Regions from separate parts of the Mus musculus genome. Here region 1 is linked to region 2. The links are chromatin loops, found by intact Hi-C in ENCODE. Cell type or tissue: gastrocnemius. All regions are shown on one strand. Each heading gives the region's core, and the rest is flanking DNA. Links, peaks and the distances in the headings are about the cores only.

Region 1 (16,105 bases), core at 3,032-11,031, 200 kb before region 2:
CCCACTGTCTTAGTTGAGGTTAGTATTGCTGTGATGAAACACCATGACCAGAGCAGTTTGGCAAGGAAAGGGTTTATTTGGCTTACACTTCCACAACACTGTTCATCACTGGAGGAAGTCTGGACAGAAACTCAAACAAGGCAGGAACCTGGAGCTGGTGCAGAAGCCATTGAGGGCTGCTGCTTACCTCTTGCTCCCTCTCAATCTGCTCTCTTATAGAACCCAGGAACACTAGTCCAGGGGTGTCCCCGCCACAGTGGCCGCTCTCACATCAGTCACTAAATAAGAAAATGCCTAAGGCTTGGCTACAGCCCTGTCTCGAGGCATTTTCTCAACTGAGGCTTCCTTCTCTCTAATGACTCTAGCTTGTGTCAAGTTGACATAAAACGAGCCAGTACACCACTCTTTTTTCACAGGAGAGTTATTTGCTTTTAAGTTATTTGCTTTTTTGAAGTTTTTAAGGCTTCAAAGGTCAGGGATATGTATGTGTATTTACCTGCGTCAACTAACAGAAAAAGACAGACAAGCTGACTACCACTCGGGTTTGAGGCTGGCTGAGGTGTCCCACACTGGCAGAGGATGTAAGGGGTAAAAGTGGGAGGATTGCACATTCAAGGCAGTTCAGTTGCTAGAGTACTTGCCTGGCATATAGGAACCCCAGGGTTTGAACCCTGGTACTGCTCAAGTGGGGCATGGGGGCACATGCTGTAATCTCAGCACTTGGGAGGTGGAAGCTGGAGGATCAAAAATTCAAGGTTCTGCTAGTTTTGAGTTTGAGGCCAGCCTTGGCTTTATGAGAACCTTTCTTTAAAATGTTTGTGTGTTTAAATTTGTTAGCACTTACGTAGTTTTTCAGTTAGCGTGGTCCAGTGACTCTGCTCTATAAATTCTTTTCTTCTTTGTTGAGACAGACTCTCACACTGTAACTGTAGCCCAGACTGGCCTTAAATTCCCGCTAATCCTTCTGCTTCAGCCTCCCAAGGGATTTCTGGTGTAATTGTTTACAGGGACAGGATTTCAGGTGTACTCTATTTACCACGCCCATCTTCTATACAGTTCCTTAATTAACAAATTCTGTAATCTGATGTGTGTAAAAACACACCCAGATTTAGTAGGGGAAGAAAAGAAAAAAAACAAGTCCTTGTGTCTTTAGCCGTTTATTATCTAGCTGCGTCCTAAATAAGGGAGGTTAAGAGTTTCAAAACCACCTGCTTCACAGCTTGGGGAGGGCTAGTCTCACATCCCTGTTGTATGTGCTTTACAAATTGGAAATTGGGGGTAAAGATAATGGGAGGTTTTTGGTTTTGGGGTTTTTTGGTTGGTTGGTTTGGTTTGGTTTGGTTTTGGTTTTTCGAGACAGGGTTTCTCTGTATAGCCCTGGATGTCCTGGAACTCACTTTGTAGACCAGGCTGGCCTCGAACTCAGAAATCCGCCTGCCTCTGCCTCCTGAGTGCTGGGATTAAAGGCGTGAGCCACCACGCCTGGCTGACAATGGGAGGTTTTAATGATTAAAAAAATGACTTATTTTTTAAGAATCTAGTGGGTATCAATTTGAAAGAGGTCTCTACAAATGTCTTTGGCCTGCTGCTAGACGCTGCTGCGGACAAAGCAAGACTGTGCACATGTTTGACAGTGAGAGCTTTTCCTGTCAGTGATCTGTGCCACTTGGAGGAGTATGTGCTGAGGTAATGGTAAATATGTGGTAGAGAAAACTTAAGCCTTATCAACATACACAAAATTGGGATCTGAATTTACAGATATCTAGTATCTTTTGCAACTTAAAAAGTGATTTAATTTAATGAAAACCATGCAATTTTTAAAAATATGAAAATCTAGTCCAATGGGGAAAATGCCTTCATCATTTTATTTTAGTACAATATTTTTTTGAAACTGAACAGTCACCATCACCTTTTATTTAATTTAGCAGTGCATGGAACTTGGGACCTTAGCATGCTTAGCAAGGAAGTCTTTGCCCATTTACTGCAAAACCCATCTGCAAGTCTTTACCCATTGCTGCAAAACAGATCTTGGTCAGAAAATCCAAAGTTAATTTTTTAAGACAGGAAGTTAAAATTGGGAGAAGCGTGCCCTGTCAGTGAGCATCCTCTTTATTAATGAGCCGTTCCCCCTCTTGTAGTCGGAAAGCCCGTCTTTAACTGAGAAAGATCATTAGTTAGTGCTACAAATGGAAAACCCTACTCTAAACAAATCAACCAGCGTGACTTTCCCCCCATCTAAATCTTATTACATGTATTGAGTATTAGCAAATTAAAACAAAAAACTTATGCAAAGAAAATAAAACCTTGTGTCAATCTTAAGTTACTCTTCAAAAATAAAATTAAAGTTGGAGTTTTGTCAATTTCATCCCTTCCTTTTTCAGTATAATCATTTTCTACCCTTACTTAAGAATGCTTGGGAGAAGCTCCACATGGTGGCACAAGCCTTTAACCCTCGTCTGGGGAGGCAGAGGCAGACAGATCTCTGAGTACCAGGACAGCCAGGGCTACACAAAGAACCGTGCTAGGGAAAGCACGGTTGATCCTTGTTGATCCTTGGAGATTTCTATATTTAAAATCAAACCAAACTCTTTCCCTAAATTTGGTAATAAAGCATTGATAAGGAAGTCAGCAAAGTGTCAATGCTGCTCCTGACTGAACTTGCGGAACTGGCAGCTTTCTTCTTTTGAGAACGCCATTAGGCTCCCTCTTTTGGTATATTATGGGTACTGCAGCTGGCGACCTTAAATCTCCTAGCAAGTAGTAGAAAACCTTTGTTTTCAATAATAAAGATAAAGTGGGGCCCTCAGACCAGGCCTGGGCGCCTGGAGTTGCTCCCTAGAGCCACCGCGCTGTGCTGCTGCTGCTCGCGCGGCTCCTTAAGGCCACTGCAATAACGGCCGCCTTGGCGGAGCTCTTCAGAGCAGACAGATGCAGCTGCTGGTACCTAGGCAGCATGCGATGGGTAACTGCTGCTGGACGCAGTACTTTGGGCTGCACCGCAAGGAAGGGGGCCTGATGCAGACAGGAGGAAGCAGTGCAGGATCCAAGGGTTTTAGAGCGTGCCCGAGAGGTGAGCACTTAAACACAGTTTGTGCACCTACTCATAAGTGATGGCTTGAGAATGAGACACACATACACAAAGCATCCATAAACCACCTCCTAAGGAAGAAGCAGTTAACTTGTAGGAGAGGCATTATAAGTCGATTGCTGCAAAACAGATCATGGTCATAAAATCCAGAATTAACTATAAGAAAGGAAGTTAAAATTGGAAGAAGCAGCTGGGTACTGCCTGCCTCTGAGAAGACAGGGCAACAAAGTAGAGAAAGCACGTGAGGCAGGAAAGGTACAGCTGTGCCATGATGTACTACTAGCACGGAGACCAAAGTTATTGACCAGAAGATAAGTATGGATCTTGCCAGATACACAGTATTGACATAAAGTACCAAAAGCAGCTGTAATTTAACAACCCAAACTAAGTTAGCTTGTGATATGATAGCCCATCCTTAGATGGGACCAGAATGTTTACAATGTTTCTCATAAGGCAGCCTTTCAAAACAGGAAGACATTCCCTAGGCAGCACTTAGAAAGTGCTGAGCAAGAGGGGAAAGGACTTTGTAGGGCTGAGATGGATGACAGTGGTGACTCTTGAGTATTGCAGCCTTGTGAGTCCTGGCTTAAGAACTGTTCTAGAATCAGTCTAAAACAGATCAACAGATTGGGCAGAATGAAATTTTGTGATCCTGCTTAGCAGTTCTGACCTAGTGCTTAAAAGTGGACTAGAATGCATTAGTGATAAATGCTGAGCCTTTTAAAGGGGAGCAGGCACTACGTTGTAAATGCTTGTTTTACAAGGAGTGAAGATGATGGAACACAGCTAATGGCTTCAGAATGAGTGTAGATTTCACCATCTGCCTTCTGCTTTTCAAGACCAATTGAAGGGCTCATTTTATCCTTTAAATTTATTTTAACCTTTTATAGTATTCTTACCCTTGTTGGGTTTTGCATTTTAAACCTTGGCTGATTTTACTTTGTCTGAACAAACCTGTTTTACTATGTAACTGAAAATCTTTTTTTTTTTAAAGAATTACTTAAATATTTAATTTATATGAGTAAACTGTAGCTGTCTTCAGACACACCAGAAGAGTGCGTCAGATCCCATTACAGATGGTTGTGAGCCACCATATGGTTGCTGGGAATTGAACTCAGGACCTCTGGAAGAGCAGTCAATCTCTCCAGCCCCTGAAAATCTTCTAAAAAGTGTTTTTGTTAAGTCTTAGCAGCTATAAAGAGAGCTGAGTGAGGATGGCCAGTTATGTTTAGGATACTGTTATTCCCACTCTCCAGCTTCATTTATTTTGATGAATTCTTTAATTTGTTTTATTCTAAACACAGTTAACTTGAGGAAACCCTAAGAAATGCAGGGTATGGTTTCTTTCCACATCAATCACAAATGCATATCCTAATGTGATATTGACACATTCTAAACAGGGATACTATATTTAAAAAAACAAAAAAAACAGCCGGGCGTGGTGGCACATGCCTTTAATCCCAGCATTCGGGAGGCAGAGGCAGGGGGATTTCTGAGTTCGAGGACAGCCGGGGCTATACAGAGAAACCCTGTCTTCAAAAAACAAAAAACCAAGCTACTCTACATGTTATAGTGATATTAAGATTAATATATAACTACAAATTTTAGATATATTGGTTTCTTGAGGTTTTTTCCTATTTTAAAATTTTCTTTGGGGCTAGAGAGAGGGCTCAGCGGTTAAGAGCACTGACTGCTCTTCCAGAGGTCCTGAGTTCAATTCCCAGCACCCACATGGTGGCTCATAGCCATCTGTAATGTGTCGGGAGACAGCTACAGTGTATTTACATGTAATAAATAAATATTTTTAAAAAAATTCTCTTTGAAAGATTTTACCCAAAACATGTAAATGTGGATGATTGAAGAAAACATAAATGATAGTAATACAGGTATTTAAAAGTAAAAATCCTTTTGGTATGAAAGATTCCATTGGTTCTACTACTCTTTGATTTAATGGCATGGAACTAGTATATCAATATATATAATTTGTGGAAAGCAGATTTTCACTAAGTTTATGAAGCAACATTCCAGTTAGAGGAATACTATTGAGATGACTCAGAAGGAAAGGCAGCTGCTCCCAAACCTGACCTGAGTTCATGGCCAGAACCTATATGATTTAAGGAGAACACTGTTACTGTGTCGGACTGGAGCTCCAAACACTCAGCAGAGATGAAAATGAGCAAGGCAAGAATTTTCAGTAATAGCCAGGCTACCTGCTCTCCTTGGGACCAGAAGTGAGCAAGTGACCCCAGCTATAGTGGACAGACTCTTGTAAAGGTATTTTATGACCTTTGCAAGCAAGCAAAGCTTAACAGAAATGGAACTTTTCGGACTAGCATTTAGCATAAACGCATTGTTACATTTTTAACATCATTATGGGCTGCCAATTTCAGAAAGCCTTGTTTTTCAAGTCAGGTAGACCTAGTTTGAAGGAGTTATTTGTGGTCTAATGATTTGAAAAACAGTCTGTACAGTAGGAACATAAATCTCATTTTACCTGAGAAATACAAATACCAAGACTTTTGGAAACAAGTCCAGAAACTTAACAGTAGGGAGAATAAAGGCCCTGTTATTATTTAACCCATATTAAAATCAGTAGTGAAGGCAGAAATGGGAGGGGTCAGCTTCTAATAAGCACCAACCCTTGAAAGTGTTTGGTAGCACACACACAGGTATGCTCATAAATGCATGCCCAATCGTGCAGCACTAAATAAATAAATAAATGTATGTTGGATTTTTAAACAAAACTAAACAAAACAGGAATATAAAATGCTCCCTGGATTTGGTGAGGATTGAGCATGGGTTTCTGTAAGCACACTTACCTGGGCTCTCCTTAGTATGTTTTCTTTTTTGTCTTGCAGCAGCAACAGGGCAATGTCCTGAAAAGGGAAGTTCAGATAGCAAGAGGAACTCAAGGCTCCTGCTGTGCTGACATAGCATGCACTGTACTTGAATTATAGTGAGATCTAGGTTCTGTTGTTGTTTTCATCTCAGAGATGAGTATGACACTTTAGCATGTAAATATACATTAAATCATACTGTTGTGTACATATCAATATAACTGAAGTTAGAGCTTCATCATTGAAAATCACTTAAAGATGTTGTCTGGCCCTATTTCCTGTGCTAATGCTTTTTTTTTTTAAGTTGTATTTTGCATGAGATAAATGTCTTGTTTTGGCACAAACTACTGTAGTAGTTTGTTTTAGGCTTTCACTTGTATCTGTATCTGCTATATGTATAAGTCCCTGTAGAGGCCAGAAGAAGAATCAGATCCTCTGGAGCTGGAGATACAGGCAATTGTGAACTGTCTGATGTGGGTACTGCAAATCAAACTCTGGTCCCTCAGAATTGCAGTCACTCTTAAACTGAACCATCTCTCCAGCCCATTGACTTTTTGTTTATAATGAACTTTCTGAAGGAGTGGTAACTGCTCAAGATTATAAATAAGCCCATTTTTGCATGTAAGCATCTTTTTTTAAACCTTAAATTTAAAAAAATGTATGACCACTGTATTAGGATCCTCTAGAAAAACAACTTATAGGATGGAAAAATATATGTATGTACATACAAATATATACGGGATTTATTAGAATGGTTTATCTGCTGTAGTCCATCTGGTCTAACAATAAGTAGACTATCAACAGAAAGTTCAAGAATGCAGTAGTTGTTCAGACCATGAGTCTGGATTAGATATCTTAGCTGGTCTTCAGTATTCATCAGAATCTCAAAGAAGTAGGCTCTAATGTCAGTAAAGGAATAGACTTGCCAGTGAGACCAAGCAGGCAGAGAACAAAAGCTTCCTTCTTCTGTGCCCTTTATATAGGCTGCCAGCAGAAGGTATGGCCCAGATGAAAGGTGGATCTTCCCATCTCAAAAGATCTAGAACTCAGGAGGCAGAAGCAGGTAGATCTCTGTGAGTTCAAAGCCAGCCTAGTTAGAGTGAGTTCTAGGACAGCCAGAGCTACACAGAGAAACCCTGTCCAGAAAAACAAGACAAAACAAACAAAAGATCTGGATTAAAAGTGGGTCTTCTCACTTCAAATGAAAAAAATCCCTCAAGGTGTACCCAGCCACTTGGGTTTTTAGCTGAGAGAGAGAGAGAGAGAGGGAGGGAGGGAGGGAGGGAGGGAGGGAGGGAGGGAGGGAGGGAGGGAGGGGGAGAGGGGGAGAGGGGGAGAGAGAGAAGAGAGAGGAGAGAGAAAAGACCCTGTCTCAAAACAAAACAAAACAAAAATGCTGTACTGGCAGTGGAAACAGATGATTTCAAAACTACTGTGGCTTCTTGCTAGATTGAACATCTATTCTAAAGGCTTCACATTAGACTTTGACAGCTACCCTTTTGTCACATTTGTCTCTTAATTCTACCAGAGAGTCAGCGAGGTAAACATTGCCAAATGATTTGCCACCCCTACACACACACACACACACACACACACACACACACACACACACACACAAACACACAGAGTCTTTTTTTTTTTTTTTTTGGTGGTCTGTACTGAATACATTTGGCAAATTTCCATGTTGAGGAACAGTATAAGGAAACAAAGGGAAGTTGTAGTCACACTGGCTCTGGGTTATGAGTTTGTTCTGTCACAGATCTGAAGAGTCTATAAAAGATAAACGAGGTGGAGGTGCTCCTAGAAGAAACAAAGCTGTAAGATCATTCAGAGTGATGGGATACAGAGTGTAGGGCAGGAAGTAACTGCAGGCCAAGGCCAAATGAAGCAAAGCTGCAAACTGAGGTTTGAGGTGTAGCACAATATTGCCCTTTATCTGCCATTCCCTAATGCCCTTTTTCTGGTCTAGGCCCAAAATTCCACTGGTTGAGCCTAGAGCTTTTCTGTATTGTTATGCAGTTTATATTCTGCATGCCTCTAAGGGGCACTAGTCACATGTGAATTGTACATCTGACTATCTTGTATAACAGCTTTCCAGCAGGTGGCAGTAAAGTCCATGAGGACACAGTGGCTCTTTTCAACTTTGCAAATGTAGAAATCCGTTTATTTTCTTTCTGTGTAATAAAATTAGATTTATTAATTTTATTTATATAAGTGTTTGCCTATAAGTAAGAATGTATGTATGCATCATGTGTGTCCCTGGTGCCTATGGAAGCCAAAAGAGGTCTGTTACTCTCCTGGAACTGGAGTTACAGACCGTTGTGAGCCAATCTGTGGATGCTAAATTCAGGTCTTCTGGAACTGCTGAGCCATCTCTCCAGTCCGCTGTTGGTTACACTGGTAATTGTTTGTTTCCTTGAATATTTATTTATTTTATATATATGGGTACATTGTCACTGTCAGACACATCAGAAGAGGTCACCGGATCCCATTACAGATGGTTGTGAGCCACCATGTGGTTGCTGGGAATTGAACTCAGGACCTCAGGAAGAGCAGCCAGTGCTCTTAACAGCGAGCCATCTCTCCAGCCCTACACTGGTAGTTTTTAAGAATATAGATTAGTTATTTTGTAGGACATTTCTCCAGGTAAGTTTGTCTAGTTACCTTCTCTTTTTAAAAAGGTACATGTTTGGGGCACATATCATCAATTTGTTTGATTGGTTGATGACATGAAACCTTTCTGCATTCTGTATTGAAACTATACTTATAGACATGAGAACTCGACATAGGTGTGTGCCTGACTTTTGACTATAGGAATTACCCTGCTTAGCGCTGGCCCTTTTAGGTCTCCTTCATGCAGTTCCCTGTATCGGCTCAGTTCAATCATGTGCACCTGACTGGAACCCTGTTTTCTCCCGATTTGCAAAATCCACTACCTGGAACTCAGTTTCCCAGCAGGAATCTCAAAACCTCTCCTTCCTAGTAAATCACATAAGTTTGTTGCATGTAGGTAATAATACACTCTACCTGCACTGGACTTGAAACAGCTTTAGGGAGATGGTGCCATTTTCTTCACTTTACAATGGAGAATGGCTTAGAATGGTGAAAAGTAGCACAGGTAGAAATGGCCAAGACTCAGACTCTCATCTGTCCAACTCTAGAGGCCTTGTCCATTTTTGTAAGGCTGGACAGTTTAGCAAGACCCTGTGTCTTAAGAATAAAAACAGTCAGATATGTGTCACAGGCCTACAATCCCAGCTCGTAGGAGATCAGGAGTTAAAGGTTGGGTTACAAAAAACAACCCATAATAACAAAATCAAAAGTAAAGAGGTGCCAGGATACTAGGGAGATAGATGGCAGCCAGTAAAGCACAGCACAGCCAAGGTGGTCCTGGGTTCTCTAACTTCTATTCCCCCTCTCTTGGCAGTGCACGATCTGATTTTCTGGCGAGATGTGAAGAAGACTGGGTTTGTCTTTGGCACCACACTGATCATGCTGCTCTCTCTGGCAGCCTTCAGTGTTATCAGTGTGGTCTCTTACCTCATCCTGGCTCTTCTCTCTGTCACCATCAGCTTCAGAGTCTATAAGTCTGTCATTCAAGCTGTGCAGAAGTCAGAAGAAGGACATCCATTCAAGTAAGTTTGCTGAGATAGCACATGTCTGAAGTTCTAACCTGTCTCTTACAGATAGATGGCAAAAGCAGTCCCTAAATACTTGCCATCACCCTAAGAAGTAATTAGGTTAGTATCTGAGAACTTTTAACTGACTAGAGACTCACACTTAAGGCTAATAAATCCAGAGCTATAAATCCAGAGCAGGGCACAGAATAGCTTGCCCAGGGCAGCCCTCAGTCAGCCATTGTGTCCATGTTTCAGTACTATATAGTAACAGCTAGAAACAGCTTTGAATTCCAAGTTCTAGAACCAGGGGGTTTTATTTCTGATTTTCTTTAACTCTAGTGCAGTTTCCCTGAGTCTAGGGGCAGTTATTTTTACCCTTTAAAATAATATTTATGTATATGGCTGTTTTACCTGTATGTATGCCTGTACAACATATGCATGTGGTGCCTTTGCAGGCAAAAAGAGTGCATCTGGTCCCCTGGAACTAGAGTGCGGGTTGTAATTATAAATTAATATAGTAATTGTTGACTTAGTGAATATATTTTACAAGCTCAGATATCTTTTTGTCGGGAGGGGGGGTGTTAGAGACATGGGACGGTTTGGAGACAGGGTTTGTTTGTTTTGTTTTGTTTTGGTGGGACAAGGTCTCTGTGTGTCTCCCTAGCTGGCAAAGAACTCACTGTGTTGATAAGGCTGGCCTCAAACACAGAAACCCACCTCCCTCTGCTTCCATACCTGGAAACATCTCATGTTTAAAACCTTTATATTTATAAACAGGAAAATGAACACATGCCTCTTACTCTTCTGCTCTTCCAAGAGTTTGAGCTCCTCAAGATGTCTTCAAACCTGATAAGCAGTAGACGCTCAGTAGCTGTTGTGTGAATGAACAGGTTATGAGCACAGGCTTACCCCTCAGAACAAGAATGCCAGACATGGTCACTGTGGCATGCCAAAATCGCAGCATTTGGGAGGCCAAGGCAAGCAGAGCTCTTTAAGTTCAGGCCAGCCTTATCTATACAGTAAGTTCTAGGGGCTATGTAGTTGAGACCCTTTGCCTGCCTATACACCTACCACCACCCTTTTTTTAATCTCAGCCTCTGAAAACACAGTGTGTTATATAGTTTGCAGCCCTAACATATTCATGATTGCTACCCTCCTCAGTCTTTCCTTTGCTTTTTTAAACTATGCTCCCTGCCCACAGCTTGGAGATTGAGCCTAGGACCTTACACATACAAGGCAAGTGCTCTACCATTGAGCTCTAGTCCCAGGCCTTTTTTGTTGTTGTTGTTGTTGTTGTTGTTGTTAAGTTTTTGTTTTGATGGTGATTGCTTGACACAAGGTCTCTCTACGTAGCTTTGGGTGTTCTGGAACTTGCTAAGACAAGGTCCTAGCCAGCAAGATGCTCAGCAGGTAAAAGCTTGACAATCTAAGCTTGACAATCTGATTTCAGTCCCTAGGACCCACATGGTGGAAGGAGAGAACCAACTGCCACAAACTGTCCCCCGACCTCTACTTGTGCACCATGTGTGTACCCACTGTTTTAGACAATGTCCTATTGCTGGGAAGAGACAACATGACCACAGCAACTTTTATAAAGGAAAACATTTAATTGGGACTAACTTTTGAGAGGTTTAGTCCTTTACAGTTCAGAGTTTACTACAGTTTAGTCCATTGTTATGGTGGGAAGCATAACAGTGTACAGGCAGACATGGTGCTGAGACCTCTGTCTGGATCCACAGGCGACCAAAAGAGGCAGTATGAACCACTGGGCTTGGCTTGAGCTCCTAAAACGTCAAAGCACACTCCTAGTAGGCCACATTTTCTAGTAGTACCACTGCCTATGAGCCTGTGGGGTCATTTTCATTCAAACCACTACACACACACACACACACACACACACACGTACATACACATGTGCATTAAAAATAAAACAGTGTATTTGGACAGTAGGTCGGTAGGAAACTGTTAAAGAAAGAGAAAAAGAGAAGGACAGGATAGGGCCAGAGAAATGACACCCATGGTAGTTCTCTGAACTCAACATGCATATACACACAAACACACAAATGAATTTTTGGTTTTTACTTGTTTTATAATGCTGGGGATTGAACCAGGATCTCATGCATGCTAGGCAAGCCCTCTGCTATCTGATGTACAGAGTGTATTTTGATATATCTACACCAGATAGTTCTTCATTGTACATTCATAGATAACTGGCATATTAGCTTTTATCGAGTAAAGGACAGCTGTGTCCCCTACAGAGTTCTAGAATGCTGATTTCACACTAAAATACCACTGTGCTGTTGAAGAATTTCCCCTTGTGTGTCACATGTGCGACTGTTTTTTCTTCCTCGGAAGGGCCTACTTGGATGTGGACATTACCCTGTCTTCAGAAGCTTTCCACAACTACATGAATGCTGCGATGGTGCATGTCAACAAGGCCCTCAAACTCATTATTCGTCTCTTTCTGGTAGAAGACTTGGTTGACTCCTTGAAGGTTAGTTGCTGGGCTTTAATTTAGAGGTAAGCCGGGCAGTGGTGGCGAATGCCTATAATCCCAGCACTTGGGAGGCAGAGGCAGGCGGACTTCTGAGTTCGAGGGCAGCCAGGACTGCACAGAGAAACCCTGTCCCGAGGGGGGGTGGTAAAATAGGGCATATATAGGGTTTTATCAGAAAAGAGAAAATAACTATCAACAGAAAATGCTGCCACCTACCAGCATTAGACCAGCATTAGACCAGCGGTCATCAGCTCAGCACCCTGAAATTATGGACCCCAAGACAGTGAGTTTTCTGACTATAAGTGCACATGGGGGAATCTGTGTCATAAAACACTGCATTGATGCAAACCTAGTTAGCTTGAACTCGGGGGTATGTTTATTCTTATTTAACCCTCTGACACTGACCTTCACAGCTGGCTGTCTTCATGTGGCTGATGACCTATGTTGGTGCTGTTTTTAATGGAATTACCCTTCTGATTCTCGGTAAGGTGACAAGGAAAGTGTGTCTTTGTGCTTATTTCTTTAAAGACTTGTAAGACTAAGTGTAAATGCCGGGCGTGGTGGCGCACGCCTTTAATCCCAGCACTCGGGAGGCAGAGGCAGGCGGATTTCTGAGTTCGAGGCCAGCCTGGTCTACAAAGTGAGTGCCAGGACAGCCAGGGCTACACAGAGAAACCCTGTCTTGAAAAACCAAAAAAAACAAACAAACAAAGACTAAGTGTAAATGCTGAGCTAGATGGTACAGACCAATAATCAAAGCTGTTCAAGAAGCTGAAGCAGGAGAATCAATCCTTCAAGGCCAGCCTGGCTAACCTAATAAGGCCCTGTCCAGGGCAACCAGGCATGATGGTGCATACAACTCTGATGCCCTCACTAGGTAGACAGACACAGGAAGGTCAGGAATTCAGCATCATGTTAAGCTTCACAATATGTTCTGGGCCCACTGAGGACATAAAAACCATCAATAAAGTGAACAGCCACAACAATGTAGCTGAGGACTGGAGCACTTTGCTACAGATCACGTATGCAGTGTGATCTCTTACTCTGTAGAGCCAGCCTGTGCATTTACAGTGTGGTAGACGTTAGTGTAGCCTGGGCTTGTGGCCGAGAGCTTATTAAATGCTTTCACAAAGGATTTCAAAGCAACCGTGAATAAAGAGCACTGTTTAAATTTGGTTTAAATATGGGGACCTTGCTTTTAGAAACCACTTGTAGTTTAGAAGTTGACACCTGTCATACAAAGAAAATAGCCTGTTAGGGGTTTTTCAACACTACCCTTATCTGCTCTCTCCCAGCTATCCTCAATTTCGAGAGCTCTTATTTTTCCTTTTTGATTGTTTCTCTGTACTTCATGAAGAAGTGTCTGTGCTGCTTGAGTCTCACGTTTGCACTTGCTGTGTTTTTATTGTCTTACAGCCGAGCTGCTTGTCTTCAGCGTCCCAATTGTCTATGAGAAGTATAAGGTAGGCATTTATCTGTGGTAGATATGCTGAGTAATGTGTGACTGGCTTCAGTTCATTTTAAGGAAAGTAAAAAACGGATAGCAAGAGAGACTGGAGGCCTAGATAGATGTTCTGAGTCATAGGGATGAATTGCCCATTCCAAAAAGGAAGGTAAAAAAGATGATTTGTAAAGCTAATCTTCTAAAAACTAAACTGCACTTCCAAGGAAATGTTAGTGTGAGCAGATGTTTCCATTGTGGACGGGGTAGATTATCTCTGCATCTGAAGACCTTTTGGGAGTGTCAGGGAGATGGCTCAGTTGGTAAAATGTCACACAAGCATGAGAACCTGAGTTCTTATCTCAGGCACCCACATAAAAATACCTGGTGTTAAATGTACACCTGCAACCTGAGCCCGGAGGAGGATCTCTGGGACTTATTGGCCAGCCATTCTAACCAAATCAGTGAGCTATAGGTTTAGTGAGGGACTGAACTGTCTCAAAAAATAAAGTAGATGCCTAGGGATGTAGGTTAGCTGGTGAAGTACTTGCCTAGCCCTAGGTAAATTGTGTCTAGGGATGCGCATCCATAGCATGTGGGAGGTGAGTCAGGAAGGTGAGAGGTCCATGCTTCAGCCTTATTTACATGGTAAACTGGAGGCCTCATCTTTAAGTTAATTAAATTGATTAGTTAATAACAAGATAGAGAGCAATTGAAGAGAAACCTTAGATCAAAATTTTGCCTCCAAAGACACATGCACACTCATACACATATGCACTAATATGCACATATAAAAAATATTTTTGGCTCTTAATTATTAAATGAATTAATAATGCCCAGGAGTCAAAAACACATCACAACTACAGAATAGATTAAATCTGCAATTTCTAGTACTTAGAAAAGTACTTCAGTGTTACTACAGAAAATACCACATAAGTTCTACTTGTACAAATGATGTGTAATTTTTATTTTGAAGTGTTGTTGAAATCTGAAAACAGAACTTTCACTTCTGAAAAACTGGACATCATTTTTATTTTCTGGGATAATGAATACTGGGATTTTTTAATACTTGCACTAAATAAGAGAATAGTGCCTTTTGGGGGAAATAAGAATATTACCAAAATATATATTGTATGAAATTTTTCTTAGCCCCTTTATTGCCCAGCTGAGCCTTCTTTCCTTCCTTTCTTTCTTAAAGACACAGATTGACCACTATGTTGGGATTGCCCGGGATCAGACCAAGTCAATTGTTGAAAAGTAAGTGTACTTAGGGACCACGTTCACTGTTTCCCATGTGGACTCCTCTCCCATATTGTTTAGTCTCTTATATAAAATGTTACTGTCAAACGTAACTAGTTTTCATCCTGAATAAAACTTTAGCTTTGTTGTACTTAAGAAGCATCTTTGGGCTTTGTGGTGGTGGTTTGGTTTGTTGGGTTGTTCATTTGGTTTAGAGACAGGGTCTTGCTGTGTAGCCCAGGCTGGCCTCAAACTTAATATCCTACCCTCCAGCTCTCAAGATAGAAATGATCAAGGTAAATACTTTGGCTGTCAAATATGTTTGGTTATTTAACCCTATTTTCATATGTATCCAAGTTAAGGCAATCTTTCCTGTCTTTTCTAGTAAGTAATAAAAAGCTTAGATTCCGTCATTGTGGTGAACACCTGGAGTACTTGAGAGGCAGAAGCTGGTGAAGTTGAAGGTCCAGCCTGAATTCCAAGATAGCCAGGGCTATGTAGTGAGAGCCTACCTCAAAAAGAGCAAACAAAAATCCCTGTTTTGCTTTTTAAAGTTCTATAAGATATCATGAATTTTTTTTTTTTTTTTTTTTTTGGTTTTTCGAGACAGGGTTTCTCTGTGTAGCCCTGGCTGTCCTGGAACTCACTTTGTAGACCAGGCTGGCCTCCTCGAACTCAGAGATCAACCTGCCTCTGCCTCCCGAGTACTGGGATTAAAGGCATGCACCACCACACCCAGCTTCATGAAATCTTTTTAATGACTTTTTTAGATATTTTTAAGATTTATTTATATAATTAAATAAACAGTATGCTGTTTTCATGCACACCAGAAGAGAGCATCAGATCCCATTACAGATGGTTGTGAGTCACCATGTGGTTGCTGCAAATTTAATTCAGGACCTCTGGAAGAACAGCCAGTGCTCTTAACCTCTGAGCCATCTCTCCAGCCCCACGATACCATGAATTCTGAATTCCTTATCTGATACTGTGAATCAGGGAACTACTTTTACTTTGAATGGTCACAGCAAGATGAGCCCAGCACTGACTTAGCATGTTCTCCTTTTTCTGTTTCCTTCAGCTCTTCTTTAAGAAGTGAAGTGCTACAGCTGTTGACTCTGAACCTTCCATGCCCCAGATTTTAGTGTCTTTTCATGTTATCAGGAGGAAGCTGAAGGGGTTAGGAGTGTAGTTAAGTGGTAAAGCATTTGCTTAGCATACATGGCCCCAGATTTCCATCCACAGAACAAAAAGAAAGAAACTGAATGTAAGCCAGGCCGGTGGGTATTGATGCCACAATCCTCACCTGACTTGTTTGCTTCATTGTGCGCTCACACTAACTGCAGGTTGAAGGCATCCATAGATACCTGGTGCTGTTCACCAGAG
Region 2 (16,105 bases), core at 3,318-11,317:
ACTTCTCTGAGCAATAAACGTAGGATAATGATTAAAATCTGAAAATTTTAAATTTAAGACTGGAGCCAGGGCGTTCTAATTTTGTGTGTGTGTGTGCCCGCGCTAATAGAGACTCTGGAGTAGGGGTTGTAGCTCAATGACAGAACTCTATCATGTGTGAAACCATGAATTTGACCCTCAGTACAGGGCTGGCAGGGTCAAGGAGGCCAACCTAAGCCAAACCAAGCAAAACAAAAACAACAACAACAACAAAAACCAACCAACCAAACAAAAAAAAACCAAGAAAGCTAAGATTTTGATTCCCGCCTCCACCCCAGATTTCAGGGTTAGTCCCAAGGGTTTGCAAACTGCTCTATCTCCCTAGGTGATTCCCATGCAGGTCATGTGGAGGTCACACTACCCAGATGTCTGCTCAAACTGAAAAAAATAGGACCCAGAACACCTGAGGTCTTTAGTTACACAGGAGTTACAAGCTCCTTTAGGACACAAACTTCTGTATCCTCTGGGTTCAGCACAATGTATGTGCATGTTAATGCCGTGTGAACGAATGTTGAGAAGGATGAATGGGTATAACAGGACTTGTTAGAAAAGGCATGCCAAGGGTCAGCTTCTAGAAGTCAGAATGCTTCCAGACTTTTGGCTGTGCCTGCGCGCCTCAGCGAAGGCAGCCCGCACCACCGCCCACCAAGTGGCTCCGAGGCTAGCTTGCTCCAGGCCGGCGCGCGCCCTTCCGCTCCGCGTGGTCGTTGCCATAGTTACAGACGCGGACCGTCGAGGGGGCGGGGCCGGCGCGTGCGCGTCATTCCTAGCGCGACGCTCTGCCGCGCCTCCCGCCTTTCTGTTCTCAGGCCTTCCGCGCGCACGGCAACCGTTCCACCTGCGCGCCTTCGCGCTCGCCGCCCACTCTGGTCCGGTTCTGCGCCGGCGCGGGGCCCTCTAGGACGCGCGGGGGATTTGTGAGACGCATGCGTAGTGCGCGGCCGGCCGCTTCGCTGTCGCTCGGGTTCCGCCGTTGCCACCTCCCTACGGGCAAGTGCGAGAGGGGAGCCGAGGGCCGCCGCCGTCGCCGCCGCCGCCACCATGGGGGTAAGTGAGGCTGGAGAAGTAATGGGAAGTCCACAGCTGCCGTTCACCCTCTGCGTCCTCATTGTTTCGTGAACCCCCTCACGTGACCCTGACCCCTTACAGTCTCACGTGACCCCCGGCCCCCACTTGACAAGAGTTCCCCACGCCTCGTTGTAAAGGTCCCGGCGTTGAGCCTAGCCCAGAAATTCTCTGGGAGCCCTCTTCTCCCCCCCGCCCCCCACTCCGTTCTCTTCGTGCCCCTTCCTGCCTCTCTGACCCCCTAGAAGGCCTCCCCACTCCCGAGCCCCTGCTGCGTCCCTGATATTAGCCCCTTGCTCCTTGAAGACACCCATCATCTGGCTGTCACGGTCCTAGCGGTTTCCTGCTACCCGAACTTGTAGGGAACTGAGGCAGGGAGGCAAGAAGGCGTATGGCCAAGGTCACATTGATATGGCTTGGGCGCTGGACCCCATCCGGTGACTCCGGAGTCTCGATGGAATCTGCTTCCCACTGCTCAAGTCTCTGCCCAGCCAGTTCCCCTACACTTTTGAACCGTCTGCTACCAGCTTCTTCCTGCTTCAGATGAAACGTAGTCTTCCTTACCACACAGGCATGCCCGTTCAGCTTCTGGCTGCAGTAAAATGGATCTTAGAAGTTGGATTGTTCTTAGTCTTGTTACTGCAGGTGGCTTGCAATGGAAGAGGGGGTGGAGGTGTACAGATGAGTAGGGGGGATGGGCTGGTTATAGTCCCAGCCTGGATGTATAGTAACCACCTGTTATGGTCTGACAGCAAGAAGATGCATTTCCATGGCCTTTCCTGGGATATGCAGATCTAGGGTTGGGCAAAAGCACCCTCCTAAAAATGTAACTCTCTGATCATAGGGTTCGTGTGGAATTTGCAACACTTTTAGCGAGTCCTGACTTTGAAACTAGATGTGCCTCAGTGGCAGCCCCATCTTTAACGGCTAGTGGCATGACCCTGCAGGTGATGAGGCCTGGCTTGGTTTTATTCCTATTTGTGCGATGCACGTGACCTCCTCTTAGGATAGTGATGAAGATTAAATGAGAAAATGGATGTAAATAGCCCACTAGGTGCCTTTAAGCAGTAGCTGCTATTTTGCTTATATTCTCAGCCTCACTTCAGTGATCTAAAATAGATTGGTGCTATTTTTATTCCTTTGGGTTTGTCCCTACTGTCACTAACCTAGATTTTTTTTTTTCCCTCTCTCACAAACAAATCAGCTTATTAGACAAAAGTAGTCTAGCTTGTGACAAAACACTTATTTTGGGATCAATGTCAAAACAAAACTTGAGGGGCCTGGGGTTACATAGCTCCGTAGTAGAGTGTATGCTTAACATATGTGAGGCCCTGAGTTCAGTCTTCACAAAAACCTCAAAACCTTCCAAAGCATTTGTCATAGTTCAGACAGTAATTTTTATTCAATATGAAGAAAATCAAGGCTGAGAGACTTTGGCATATTTAACTTCAATTTTAGTGAGCAGTTGCAGGCCCCTGCTGTTGTTGAAGCTAAATGAAATCAAGTTTCTAGTATTACTCATTAACTCTTTGCCCAGAATCAGCCACTGCAGACAAAGCCCTAAGAGGGTGACATGCCTCAGGTTCTGTACTTATTCATTGGTGGCACTGAAGTCATGGGGCCCAGATACACTGGGCTTCCTTTGAGTCCCCATCTATTGCTCATACTGTGGAGATGTTTCTCACAACTCCCATCAGAGTGTCTCCTGGCCTAAAACTCAAAGCAGCAGAGACTTGAATTACCTTCATTGGATCAGATCTGGAATACTCCCATTACTCTCATCAGTCCCCACCCCAGCCTCCATGCCCCACCTGCATAACTTGAAGCAGTTGTTCCTAGTAGTTGCCACCCATTCCCCTAGGAAGTACCCTGCTTCTAAACCCCAGGCTGAGTGATAGTGGGAGCAAGTGGAACAACACCTCTCCCGGGTTCTACTACTGTTGGGTTTGAGTTAGAGGATATATCTCTCCCCTTGCCAGAACCAGTTGGGTGGAAGCATTGACACGGAGGCCTAAGTGATGTCAAATCTCTTCTGGAAGCAGCCACTGGTGGAGTTTGTTTGTGGGTTGTCTTTTTATTTCTCTTTGTGACTCCTAGACTAGTAAGGGGTTCAAGCCTGAATTTGAATCTGAGCCTCCTGTTTGTGCACACACTGGTAAGTAAAGTAAACCTACTCCTGCCTGGTGGAGCTGAGTCCAGCTGAGGCTGGGAAGACCTGTCAGAACTCTAGGACTTGAATTAGTAGTTGGTTCTCACAGCTGAGCTGTCTACAACACATTCTTTTTAGAAAAGCAGAGGCAGAGGGCTAGGGATATAGCTGTTCTATAGAGTGCCTGCCTGGCATGCCTGAGGTCCTGGGTTTGATTCCTAGCACCTCGTAGACTGGGTAAAGTAATTCAAGCCTGTAATCCTAGCACTCAGGAAGAAGAGGCAGGAGGAACAGAAGTTCAAGGTCATCCTTAGCCATATAACAAGTTAGGAGCCAACCTGAGCTATAGGAGATCCTGTGCCCCCCACCCCCAAAAAAGAATGCACGGGCAGAGTGTCTGACACTAGTGGGTTCCTGTAAACAGAGACCATCTCTAAAGCTGGAAATGAAGCTCAGTGTAACATAGTAGCTATGAATATGCTTTGGTCCTAGCACATGTACAGCTAAAAAGAGTTTAAATCCAATGCATAATACCATTTTATCTGTACAACAGCCCTTTGATTATTGCTGTAGGAATTATTAGGTCCATTCTATGGTTGAGGAAACTGAGGTTCTGACAAACTGAACAACTTGCCAAAGGGGCTTTAAGTAACATGCCTAAAGCCATAGCTATTAAGTGAAAGAGCTGAGAATCAAATCCAGGTCTCTTGACTCAAAAGCCCACACTCTTTTTATTATATAAAGCTCCCTTGGGAACGACACTTAACCACAATGAGCTTTACTGTTCACTGTGCTTATTTCCCATTTTAATTAGACAAGTTTTCCTGCGTCCCTGCAGGACAGCCTTACCTCCACAAGGCTTCAGCGAAGCTAATTGGAACAGTGGGAGACCACTCTAACTGGTGTTTGCTGGAGTTGCAGGAGGGCCCCTGCCTGTGTGGCCCAGCCTGCCTCTACCCCTCACTCTGTGCTGGCTGCCAAGTGCTTAAGGGGTGTTGTCCATTATCTCAATCTCCTTGGTAGTGGCCTTGAGGGTTGCCTGGTTTGCCACTCAGTCTGCATAAGTCTCAGAAACCATGTTCCTGTGTTGAGAAATTAAATGTTGTGGAAGAACCCAGGTTTTGTGCTTTTGGGGTCCTGGGAGTCACACTTGGTTTCCAGCACCTTTAATCTTGTCCCACAATGTGTTTTGTGGCAGTCCAACAGTCCTACACTCTGTTGGCTTGGTAGGGTGGAGAAGGGAACTTACATCTCCTTTGAATGTGAAGATATGTTAGCATCCCAGTTTCCCTGGAGATGTTCAAATGGTCATTTAGGGGTGGCAGGTGGGCATGGCCTTATCTGGTTGATGGAATACTCATGTTCCTGATGCTCCATGGTGCAGCTCTGGAGACTTCAGCTACTGTTTCTCTTTTCCCTGCCTCCACCTTAGCATGGAGGTGGTGTAAGAGGTGGCACTGTTGGGAATTGGTTCCCAGGTAAATGGGCATCAAGAAATTAGTTGCTCCGGGCGGTAGTGGCGCACGCCTCTAATCCCAGCTCTTGGGAGGCAGAGGCAGGCGGATTTCTGAGTTGGAGGCCAGCCTGGTCTACAAAGTGAGTTCCAGGACAGCCAGGGCTACACAGAGAAATCCTGTCCCGAAAAACCAAAAAAAAAGAAAGAAAAAAAAGAAATTAGTTGCTAAGTGGTTGCCTGAGAGTGCTCGAAGCCCCTAGCTTTATCTCTGCAGGATATGAGGTCTTTGGTGACTGAGCTGAAGTCTAGACAAAGGCTGCATCTGTGGCCTGGCCCCTCATGTCTCCATTTGGCCACTCACTCCCTGGGGAACCATGCATGAGTCATGCTCCCTTGGGCCTCAGTTTCTTAATGTATAAAGGTAAGTGATGGCTTCTACCCTGAGCCTTGACCCATGTATTCCTGTGAAAGTACTTTGTTAATGGATTTCAGCGTGGTGTTGAAGCCTATATTCCAGAGGGAAAATAAATCCCGGAAAACCAGTTGGAGGGGCTACTTCTGTTCCCATTTGCACCTCCGTGAAAACAGCCTCAGGCTGGGGGTATAGTTGAATGTTAGACCACTGGCCTGTCATGCACAAGACCCTGAGTTCCATCCCCAGCACCACAAAGACCAACAAAAACCTGTATGTGAGCCAGGCAGATTTCTGAGTTCGAGGCCAGCCTGGTCTACAGAGTGAGTTCCAGGATAACCAGGGTTACACAGAGAAACCTTACCCCGAAAAAACAAAAAACAAAACCAAAAAAAAAAAAAAACCTGTACGTGCATTTCTCAGGAGAGGTGAGAAATGAGAGCTAGCCTGGCTCCTAGCACAGTGGTGGGAAGTATCTGGTGCTGGCATTTTGCCTGTCAGAGAGTCTAATTCTTTTACCTTCTGATGCTGAAATACAAGTTTGGCAGTGCTGTTCCTTTGAACATCCAGGCTGAAGTTACGCTTTGGAGCTAGCCCGTCTGTTTAAAAGCTGGTTTTTAATTCATGTGAATGTTGATTGTTCAGTGCCCTGTCCTGGGGCCAGGCAGTGCCACAGTCACATTGGCATTGGTGGTATTTGACCTCTCTCCAGTGAGCTGTGAAAGATGTGTGGCTGGAGTCAGGAGATCTGGGCTGCTGGTCCTCCCTGGTAGGGTGAACAAGAAGGTATCATTGAGCACCTTTCTGTAGCCCTAGTGATAACAGCTCCAGGCAGGACTGGAGGCTTTACTCTTAGACAGGGCATGATGTGTTTTTGTTCTAGAACCTGGCAGGGAAAAAGTAGAAAGCACTTTTGATGAAAAGTGGGGGTTGTAGCTCACACCTGTAATCTTAGCACTTGGGAGGCTGAGCCAGGTTGATTACTGTTGAGTTGGGGGCCTGCATGAGCTACAGTATGAAACCACTCTCTTCCCATGCCCCCACCAAAAAAAAAAAAAAAAAAATAGGGAGAAGGGATTTTGAAAGAGCCCCATATTAGCCTTCAAGTAGGGTCTGGTTAAGATGCAAGTAGGGACAATTTCCCTGTGTCGTGCCCCATCCCTGCTGTCGTGCCCCTGCAGCTTGGTCTTGCCTCTGCCCTGAAGTGAACCATAGTCTCTCAAGCCACCCTTGACATCAGCAGGGCCATGCTGTGACTGCCACTTGGCCTGGGCTGCGCAGACGTGCTGGGTGTGGCTCTGAATTGCTTCCACGGGGCTGTCTCATAGTTAGAAGACTCTAAAGAAATGCTGAGCCAGCCGGCCATGGTGGCGCACGCCTTTAATTCTAGCACTCAGGAGGCAGAGGCAGGCGGATTTCTGAGTTCCAGGCCAGCTTGGCCTACAAAGTGAGTTCAAGGACAGCCAGAGCTATACAGAGAAACCCTGTCTCAAAAAAACAAAAAAACAAAAAAACAAAAAAAAAAAGAAAAGAAAAGAAAGAAAGAAATGCTGGTCTGGGGCCATCTTAGATCCTAGATGTTCCTGAAATTGAACATTCCTCCTTAGGAAGGAACAGCCAAGTGAATATGTCCACACATCCAGGTTTCCTATTGCAGGGTCAGGTTAACGGGTTCAAGGCCCCTTGGGTTCCTCTGAGTGAGTTGGCTATAGCCCTTCCAGTGGTGGTGTTTTCCTTGTTGCAGAGAAAGTCGAGCAAAGCCAAAGAGAAGAAGCAGAAACGATTGGAGGAGAGAGCGGCCATGGATGCTGTGTGTGCCAAAGTGGATGCTGCCAACAGGGTGACTCTCAGTTCCTCTCTCAACTTCAGCTCCTTTCTGTTTTTTTACTTCTTGGCGCCACCAAGTGGCAGATCTCTGGCACTGTCCACACAGGCCCATGCCCACACAGTTTGGGGAGGAGGGGCTGTGGTTGGCTCAAGTGTTGAGGGTTGTGTGGAAAGGCTACAGGTTTTCCTGATGTGGAACGTGGGGAGATTTTTTGGGTGAGGAAACCTCTCATGAGACATAACACATGGTTCTTAACTCTTCCTTCTTTCAGAGGTTACTGGCTGCCCGTGCGTACTGTAAGCTCTGCTTTACCCAAGGCTTCACTGGCCTGGTCCCTGGGACTGCTCAGAGGAGCAGCAGCTGTGAATCAGCTCTGTGGGATGGAGGGTGGGGGGTGTCAGAGCGGGTCTGAGAGCTTTCACCCTGAGACTGAGAGTTTGGCCTTGGTACCCTTCCTACATCATGCTGTATTTCACATTTTCCCCTAATGGGGCTGGAGAGTGCACATGAATGTAAGTGTGTAAGTCCCTGGAGCTAGTGTTACTGGAAGTTGTAAGCTGTCCTGTATGGGTGCTGGGAAATGAACCCAGACCTTCTGAAAATGCAGTAAGCACTCTAACTCCTGAGCCATCCTTCTAGCCCAATACGTTAATTTTTGTTAATTCCCATATTGGTAAATGGCTGTGCCTCTGAAATGATATTCTGCAAGGTTGTGCTTTTCTGTCTCGGTGACTGTCAGGTTGCAGTTATTTGTCCCTGAAATATTCAAGCAGATTGGTCATTTCTTTCCTGGGTTAGCTGTACAGGGGCAGGCATTATGCCACAGGCTTGCTGATTGTTCTCTTTCACCACATTCATGGTGTCACACCTCCTTACTAGTGTTGTCTTCCTTCATCTATGTCTGCTCTCTGCCCACAGCTTGGAGACCCTCTGGAGGCATTCCCAGTCTTCAAGAAGTATGACCGCAATGGGTGAGTTGCACTTAGCATTCCTAATGTCATCTGGTGCACCTTGGAAATTCACTCCTCCAGCAAGCTCCATTATTTGAAAGCAGCAACTGCCTGTTGCCTCTTGTTGGTGCAGTCAGTCTCCCAGTTAAGGTGATGCAGGAATTGATGGGTGGAAACATTGTGTGTAATTGAGGTTGTATGAGTACACACTGACATCTTTTTAAGACTTATATCTTTTTTTGTTCAAAGGATGAAACTTGGAAACTTGTCAGCCTACTATCACATTTTGATTGGGAACCGGAGGCTCAGAAAATGTGAATAACGTTCCTGGGTTTAACTCACATCTAAAGGAGTTTCTGATTCCCAATTCAGTGCTTCTTCCATTTATTTATTTATTTATTTATTTATTTAGTTTTTTCTGTGTAGCCCTGGCTGTCCTGGAACTCACTTTGTAGACTAGGCTGGCCTCGAACTCAGAAATCCGCCTGCCTCTGCCTCCCAATTCAGTGCTTCTTCCATTTATTTGTTTGTTTGTTTGTTTGTTTGTTTGTTTATTTTGGTTTTTCTGTGTAGCCCTGGCTGTCCTGGAACTCACTTTGTAGACTAGGCTGGCCTCGAACTCAGAAATCCGCCTGCCTCTGCCTCCCAAGTGCTGGGATTAAAGGCGTGCGCCACCATGCCCGGCTCAGTGCTTCTTCCTTGAGTATACAGTATGTCGGCTGTTTAACACTAGTTAAAGTTCTTAGCCTGGCTTACCTAGTTTTGTGATCAGAAATGGGTCTAAAAACACGAGCGGGACTGGAGAGATGGCTCAGTGGTTAAGAGCACTGACTGCTCTTCCAAAGGTCCTGAGTTCAAATCCCAGCAACCACATGGTGGCTCACAACCATCTGTAATGAGATGTGATGCCCTCTTCTGGTAGTGTACCCATAGACATTAAATAAATAAGTAAGTAAGTAAATAAATAAATAAATAAATCTTAAAAACAAAACAAAACAAAAACAAAAAACAAAAAAAACCATGAGCCGTGGTAGTGCATGCCCTTAATCCTAGCACTCAGGAGGCAGAGGCAGGCGGATCTCTGAGTTCAAGGCCAGCATGATCTACAAAGTGAGCTCCAGGATGGCCAGGGCTACATACATAAAGGCAGTCTTAAAAACCAAAGCCAAACAACAAAACAAAAATTCGGTTCTTTGAAGAAAGTGACAGTGTACTGACATACATAGAAATAAATACATAAATCTTTAAAAAAACAAAAAACAAAGGAGAGGAAAAAGGATCATGAGTTTGAGAGCACTCTAGACTATACAGTAAGACACTGGCATTGTCATAAACAATCAGAGAGCAAAAGCGAAGAAAGAAAAAGAAAAAAAGATTAGGGTCTAATGGTCCTTTCCTTAGGAGTTAGGAGGGTTAAACCCAAAGCTCTGCTCCATGGAGCCTGCTGACAGTAAATATGGCTGTTGTGACTGCTGTCTCAGGCGGCATTCAGGTCTGGTTGCAGGCCCTTTTCCTTTGCCCTCCTGAGTGGTAGGTAGTCTGCTGTGCTGCCTTGGCTCAGGGAGGTCAGAGGTTACAGTTCCTCTGTGTGATGGTAAAGAGTAGTTGGACCTTTCATTAGCATCCCTGGAATAAGTCACTCTCGCCCCTCAAGCCTTGGTTTCTTAGCTGTCAGGTAGGATGTTGCAAGAAAGTAGTGAGGTATGCTGAGGAGCAGATAACCCAGGTAGAAAGTGAACACGGTGTGGAGGGGCAGCTGTGTAAATTCCTAAGCCCTGTGGCGTGGCTTTTTATAGCTACGTGGCAATGATGGAGTCAGTTCAGTCCACTGTCTCTTATGTCTTCCCATCTGGGATCTGAAATGTGATGGACATTTCCTCTACCAGCTCTGTTTTTCAGGTTTTGGAAAGTTGCAGTATGATTAGAAATCTCTTCCTGGGATTTTACTTAGTGGTTTTTATGTGCTGTGTTTATATTGACTTGCAAAAATCTGGACCTACTCTGAAGCAAGCCACACCAGGAGGCTCAGCTGCTCTAGAGCCTTGCATTTCATATGGTTCCTGTAGCTGTGATCCTTCTTCAGCATGCCTCTGACAGCACTTGAGAAGCTCAGGCAGAGGGGTTTTTATGAGTTTGAGGGCTGCATACTGATTCAACCCTGCCCCCCCACCCCACCCCCCACGTATGTGGAGAGACCAAAAATAAAAGTGCAGATGAATGATGAATGTAGGCTGGCCTTTGGGTATTTTCTAGCTAATAGGTGCAGGGCTGAGTTTGGATGGTTCTTAAGTGATACTTGTGAAGGAAGGCTCTTCCAAAGGCAGGAGGTTAAGATCGTGCCAGTCAGCAGAGATGACAATTGATTCCAGTGGGAACTTCTACTGTGATGATTGTGTCAAAGGCTCATGAAAGATGCTGCGTGGGAATTCTTTAAAGGCTTAATTTTAGACAGATGTGCCTATCATTTTAGTATTTAGGAGGCCGAAGCAGAAGGGTCATGATCTCATGGTGCACACCTTTAATCCTCCCAGTGTTCAGGAGGCAGAGGCGGCCTAATCTCTCATTTGAGATCAGTCTGCTCTACATAGTGAGGCCAGCTAGGCCACATTTAGAAACCCTGTTTCCAGACAGACAACAACACTGATGAGGTTCCACTGATGAGTGGACCCAAACCTGATGGCTTGCATTTGATCCCCTGATATCCCGTGGTAGCAGAAAACCGGTTTCCTGAAATTGTCCTCTGACCTCCGAGTGGGTCTTTACTCACTACCCCCACCCCCAACATACACACACGTTGCTTATTGTTTTTCCAGATAGGGTCTTACCATGTAGACTATATAGCCTTGGCTGTCCTGGAACTAGCTTGTTGTGCTCTGTAGACCTGATCTACAGACCAGGCTGATTTCAAACTGTCAGAGAGCAGTCTGTTTCTGTCTCTGTAAATGAGTGCTAAGATTAAAGGTGTGTTCCATCACACTCAATAACTTAAAAACAAATATTTGTTTCATTTTGAGTGTGTGTGTGTGTGTGTGTGTGTGTGTGTGTGTACATGGACGCAAGTGTCCTGAGGCCAGGGGCATCTATCTGGAGTTCCAGTTACAGGCCATCATGAGTGGCCTGAGGTGGGTGTTGGGTGCCAAACTCAGGGCCCTAGAAGAGCAGCAACTGATCTTAACTGCTGAGCCAGTACTCCAGCTCCTTTCCCATTTTTTTTAAAGCTTGAGTTTTTCAGACTAGTTTCTGTGTCTCTTTAGAAAGAGGGACCTTAATGTCTAGAGCGGTGGTTTAGACCCTGTTCTACCTGTGTAATGAGATGTCAGTCACCATTGGGTGTTATGAGGAAGGAGAGGCAGGCACATGGGACTAGGCTACAGAAGGGTATTTGGTTTCTTCTTGAAAGGCCCAGGTCACCCAGATTCTTGTAAAGGCATGACAAATGGATAAGAGACCTGGTCCTATGACAGCTGAGTGAGAGAAGGGCAGAGACTATAGTTAGCCGGACATGTGCCTACAAACAGCTAGGGAACAGTGTTCCTGGTAACATATTATTAGGTATATTACTAGAATCTCAGGGGACTGAGCAGGTATGGGAAAACAGAAAAGTAGCCAAGAAAGAGCAGTTGACAGATGAGTCTGATCAGAACAGTTCAGGAAATGGGCCTTGTGGCAGGATAGTGGGATGGTGGCCATATGATGACAGTTGTTAATCCTAGGTCTGGAAAACTTGGTTTTTCCTTTTAGGGTACCTGAGACTGGCATGCCTCCCTGACAATCATTCAAGAAGGAATAGCAGTGTCCTGGTGGGAGCCCCAGGCCTGATGCCCCCCTGTCTGCTTCTCAGGTTGAATGTCTCCATTGAATGTAAGCGAGTGTCTGGATTGGAGCCAGCCACTGTGGACTGGGCCTTCGACCTGACCAAAACCAATATGCAGACGATGTAAGCATGGTCCTACCAAGGCAACCCGGTACCCAATGGCTTTCCTCCAAGGCCCCTGTCCTGATTGCCCCAACTCCCCAGGTATGAGCAAAGTGAGTGGGGCTGGAAGGACCGAGAAAAACGGGAGGAAATGACCGATGACCGAGCCTGGTACCTCATTGCTTGGGAAAACAGTTCCATCCCAGTTGCCTTTTCTCACTTCCGGTTTGATGTGGAGTGCGGGGATGAAGTCCTGTACTGGTAGGCACTGAGGCTGACAGTGGGGTAGAGGGGAGGAAACCAGGTGGCAGAGCCCACTGGCCCCCTCTAGGCTTAAGGCCTGCATGGGGCTGCAGGCTCCTTCATTGGGTCTAGGCGCTCATTCCTCTGCTTTCTCTGTTAGCTATGAAGTGCAGCTGGAAAGCAAGGTACGGCGGAAAGGCCTAGGGAAGTTCCTCATTCAGATCCTGCAGCTCATGGCCAACAGGTAAGGAGCTGCTGCACTGCTGGGGGAAAGAACTCACCAAGGAGGTGGCTCCTGGACTTCCTCAAGGAGAAAGGCACCTAGACCCTGTCAGGAAGATGGCCCTGCTTTGCTGTGGCTCCAAGTTATGAGGGCAAGTGGGGCAGATCCCTGACACTGAGGCAATCTGACCAACCTGCTGTGGTGGAAGGGGCTCAGTGTCAAGGTGCCCAAGACCTCTGCAGGCTAGAGGAGCGGTAGACGTAGGAGAGAGGGGAGGCCTAACCTTACCTTCTGTGTGTCCCTCTGTCCGCGTCCATCCATCTGCCATTCTCACTGCCCTGGCCCCTGCTCCCGCCCCCCAATATTTGAGACAGAGTTTCTGTGTGGCCCTGGCTGTCCTGGAATACTCTATAGGTCAGGCTGGCCTTAAATTCACAGATCTCTGCCTCTGCGCCCCTCTGCCCCTCTTTCCTGTGTGCATGTGTATGCACCGTGTTGGTGCTTGGTACTTTTAGAGGCCAGCAGAGGGTGTCAGATTCCTTGGAACTAGAGTTATAGAAGGTTGCCCACCATAATGTCAGTGCTAAAGATTTAACCGCAGGTCCTCTGCAACAGCAGTCCGTGCACTTGACCCCTGAACTAAGTCCTCAGACAGTTCTCCAACCCCCTGTTTTTTATTTTTTTTTAAATTTATTTATTTATTTATTTATTTATTTCATGTATGTGAGTGCACTGTAGCTGTCTTCAGACACAGCAGAAGAGGGCATCGGATCCCATTACAGATGGTTGTGAGCCACCACGTGGTTGCGGGGGATTGAACTCAGAACTCTGGAAGAGCAGTCAGTGCTCTTAACCGCTGAACATTTCTCCAACCCTTTCTTTAAAAATATACATTTTCATAAGCCAGGCCTGGTGGCACATGCCTTTAATCCCAGCATTCGGGAGGCAGAGGCAGGCAGATTTCTGAGTTCGAGGACAGCCAGGGCTACACAGAGAAACCCTGTCTCGAAAATCAAAAGAAAAAAATTATTTATACACACACACACACACACATATATATACATACATATATATATATACACATTTTTATTTTTGTGTATGTGTGTGCCTGCCATGTGAGTACAGTGTTTGCAGAGGTCAGAAGGATGTGGGATATCCTAGTTCTTGAGGTACAGGCAAGAAAATAGGAATTATCCTATGGCTAAGACGGGAACCCTAGTCCTCTGGAAGACCAGAAGTGTTGTACAGTGCTGGACCATCTGTCTAGCCTTTGGATTCTGTTTCTAAAAGGTGCTCACTCTGCTTTCTTCCAGCACACAGATGAAGAAGGTGATGTTAACTGTTTTTAAACATAATCATGGCGCCTATCAGTTCTTCCGAGAGGCACTGCAGTAAGGAACAAGGCTCGGGTGTGGTCCCTCAGGGTGGTCAGGGTAGTCCCTTTGCTGGTTCCCAGGTACCTGCCTGCCCTCATCCTGGTCCTAGTCAGTGTTCATGGGCGTTGGGGTTTGTGCTATCTTATCCCACTGCCTTCTGACTTAGTCCTTGCACCCCGTTGCAGAGGTCTCAGAAGTTTGGAGAACTTCTTGACTCAGGGAGCCAAACATTTTCCTTGCCAACACGCAAGTCTTTTTCCTGTCTGTCTTTGCAGGTTTGAAATTGATGACTCTTCACCCAGCATGTCTGGTTGCTGTGGGGAGGACTGTTCCTATGAGATTCTGAGCCGGAGGACCAAGTTCGGGGACAGTCAGCACTCCCACACAGGCGGCCACTGTGGTGGCTGTTGCCACTGAACTCCTAGAACCACTTTGAAGGGATGTCACTCTCCTTAGGCCTGTCCCCTCCCTGGTCTTATGCCACTTGCCAGGTACCCTCAGAGCTGTGGGGTGCCTTAGTTCTGCGTGAGCCAGGCATATCCTGAGAACACAGAACCTTGGGGAGCAGTGACCCCAGCTGCCTTTCCACCTCCCTCCTGGAAAAGCAGAGTGCCAGGAGGGAGCACCGAGGAGAGGGTGCCGTGAGATTGACAGGTTGGCTGTCAAGCTCATCCTTGTGCAGTAGCTGCCTACTTACTTAGTTCTTGGGCCCCTAAAATGGAAGGCTTCCCTCTTGTCTGCAGCTGAGTTCCTGACCGGGTTGCACACCATGCCCCATATGGACAAATGGAATGTTGTTAATACCCACGTTTGTAAAAGGCCTGGAGTCTGCTGGTCCCCAGAAAGAACTGGATGCAAATCTGGGCATACAACAGACCTTGGACATCTTTTCTCTGGGGACAAAGTGCTCTTTCAGAGACCATGTAGCCCTTGATGTCAAGGTGCAAAGGTTTGCACTGTAATCTTATAGATCCACAGGTGGTGTCTCGGGACCAGCCAACTTCAGGAGGGAGTCTGCCTCCACCACTGTCAGTAAGACAGGATCAGGAAGAGCTGTCTCTTACGTGTTTGTCATAGGGATGTGGCATCTCTGGGCCTTTGGACTTTGCTGCATTTTCATGATCTTGACTTGACCTTTTTATTCAAGAAGGAAGTCAAAGTCCTGCCTGTTCTCACACCTCTCTTCTCAGCCCAGATACCTCTGTTCTTAGTCTCAAGGGGAACAACATCAGGGAGCCTCTCGTCTTCCCCAGAAGAACCCTTCCTTCCTGGTATAGCTGAATCCATTTCTTCCTATTCTTGGTGCTGATAGCTCTCTGAAGGTGGGGTACTTCCCTGCCACCCTCCCTGACTGAGGGGCCCCAGCCAGCAGCAGGCCCCTTTGCCTGTTCTCCCGAGCCCCACCCCTCACCGCCTCAATGAGGCACTCGTGCCACTGTCTTGGCACCCCTGGGATGCCTTTCAGTGGCGTACCACTGCTTTCCTGTCATGGGTGTCACCCTACAGTGACAGGCTAGAGCCAGAAGGCCTTCCTCCTCAGGGGATACAGGCTTAGAACTTGAACTCGCCCTGACCTCTGGATCCTGTTCTTCAAGGAAGCAAAACCAAATCCTTACCTAGAAAAACAGACTTGCCACTTCCCCATTGCTGCCCCTGAGTTCCGCCTTGGGAGGCGTGGCAGAGAGCTTGCCTTTGTGCAGTTGCTTTCAGAGACTCTGCTACCGAGCTGAGTCTGTTCACCTTACCCAGCCTGACTCAGCTGTCTGTTCTGGCAAGTCTCCCCAAAGGAGTCACCTCTCGCCCAGATCCTTGGCTTGTGCAGTAGCCTGGACTCAGAGAGTCCTTTCTTGCTTGGTCTGTCCGCTGTTGAACACTCTGTGCTGTTGTTAGCCCTTGGCCTTGCCTGGGAGAAGGCCTTGCAGCTTTACACTGGAATAGGTCTGCTTTTGTCTGGCTTGCTAGCTTCTGGGCTATACCTCTGGTGAGAGTTGGAGCTGCCCAGAAGGGATTGGCATGCTCCTTCCGAGAATCATGAGACAGGAGCATGCTTGCAGGAGTTATTCCCTAATCTCTGTCTGTCTTAGATCATGAATCTCTGATACCTCCTACTTAGGGGTCCAGAAGGAACCCCCAGTGTAAGCCCCATGTAAGGTGAATAGAGTGTCTCGTCTCCAGTTACTGGACACCCAGCACCAGGACTCATGGTGCTCAGTGCCTGCCCTGCTCCCCACCCTCTGCAGGCCCCATCCCAAAGGGCCCTTCAGGATCTCTCACTGGACCAGCGGGATGGTGGCCAAGACCAGCAGATTACTCCTGTGGGTGTTAAGCCCAGTGGTTCATCAGGCATCGTCTACCGCCCTCTTGTTTTGAGAAACAGCAGGTCTAATCTACTGTACCAGGCTCTTTTGCTTTTTGTTCCAGGAGTGTTAAAATGGTTTTAAAAGTTTT

Evidence for each region. Peaks named below come from ENCODE experiments on the same cell type or tissue, not always from the same donor. Only the 100,000 strongest peaks of a DNase experiment are listed, where the experiment ranks them.
Region 1: a loop joins it to region 2, with 3 times the contacts of the local background. A loop is called at or near these places in 8 of 42 quality-filtered maps.

What each region holds. Positions count from the first base shown.
Region 1 is chr19:7,428,386-7,444,490 of GRCm38, reverse strand. Rtn3 (reticulon 3) reads left to right here. Exons shown (of 9, transcript NM_001003934.2): 4 at 9,353-9,560; 5 at 11,901-12,039; 6 at 12,456-12,525; 7 at 13,459-13,505; 8 at 14,682-14,740. Among named protein-coding and RNA genes, the nearest start is that of Mir6991, 14 kb to the right of the region's middle. In gastrocnemius, for the core only: a CTCF peak has its summit at 8,016 (motif pointing right); DNase peaks (open chromatin) are centred at 8,002 and 9,397; H3K4me3 peaks cover 20 bases.
Region 2 is chr19:7,225,919-7,242,023 of GRCm38, reverse strand. Naa40 (N(alpha)-acetyltransferase 40, NatD catalytic subunit) reads left to right here and starts at 802. Exons shown (of 8, transcript NM_027643.1): 1 at 802-1,086; 2 at 6,866-6,961; 3 at 7,868-7,920; 4 at 11,741-11,836; 5 at 11,918-12,076; 6 at 12,219-12,302; 7 at 13,595-13,672; 8 at 13,933-16,105. The coding sequence starts at 1,081. The coding sequence ends at 14,074. In gastrocnemius, for the core only: a CTCF peak has its summit at 7,036 (motif pointing left); a DNase peak (open chromatin) is centred at 7,003; H3K4me3 peaks cover 275 bases; H3K27ac peaks cover 460 bases.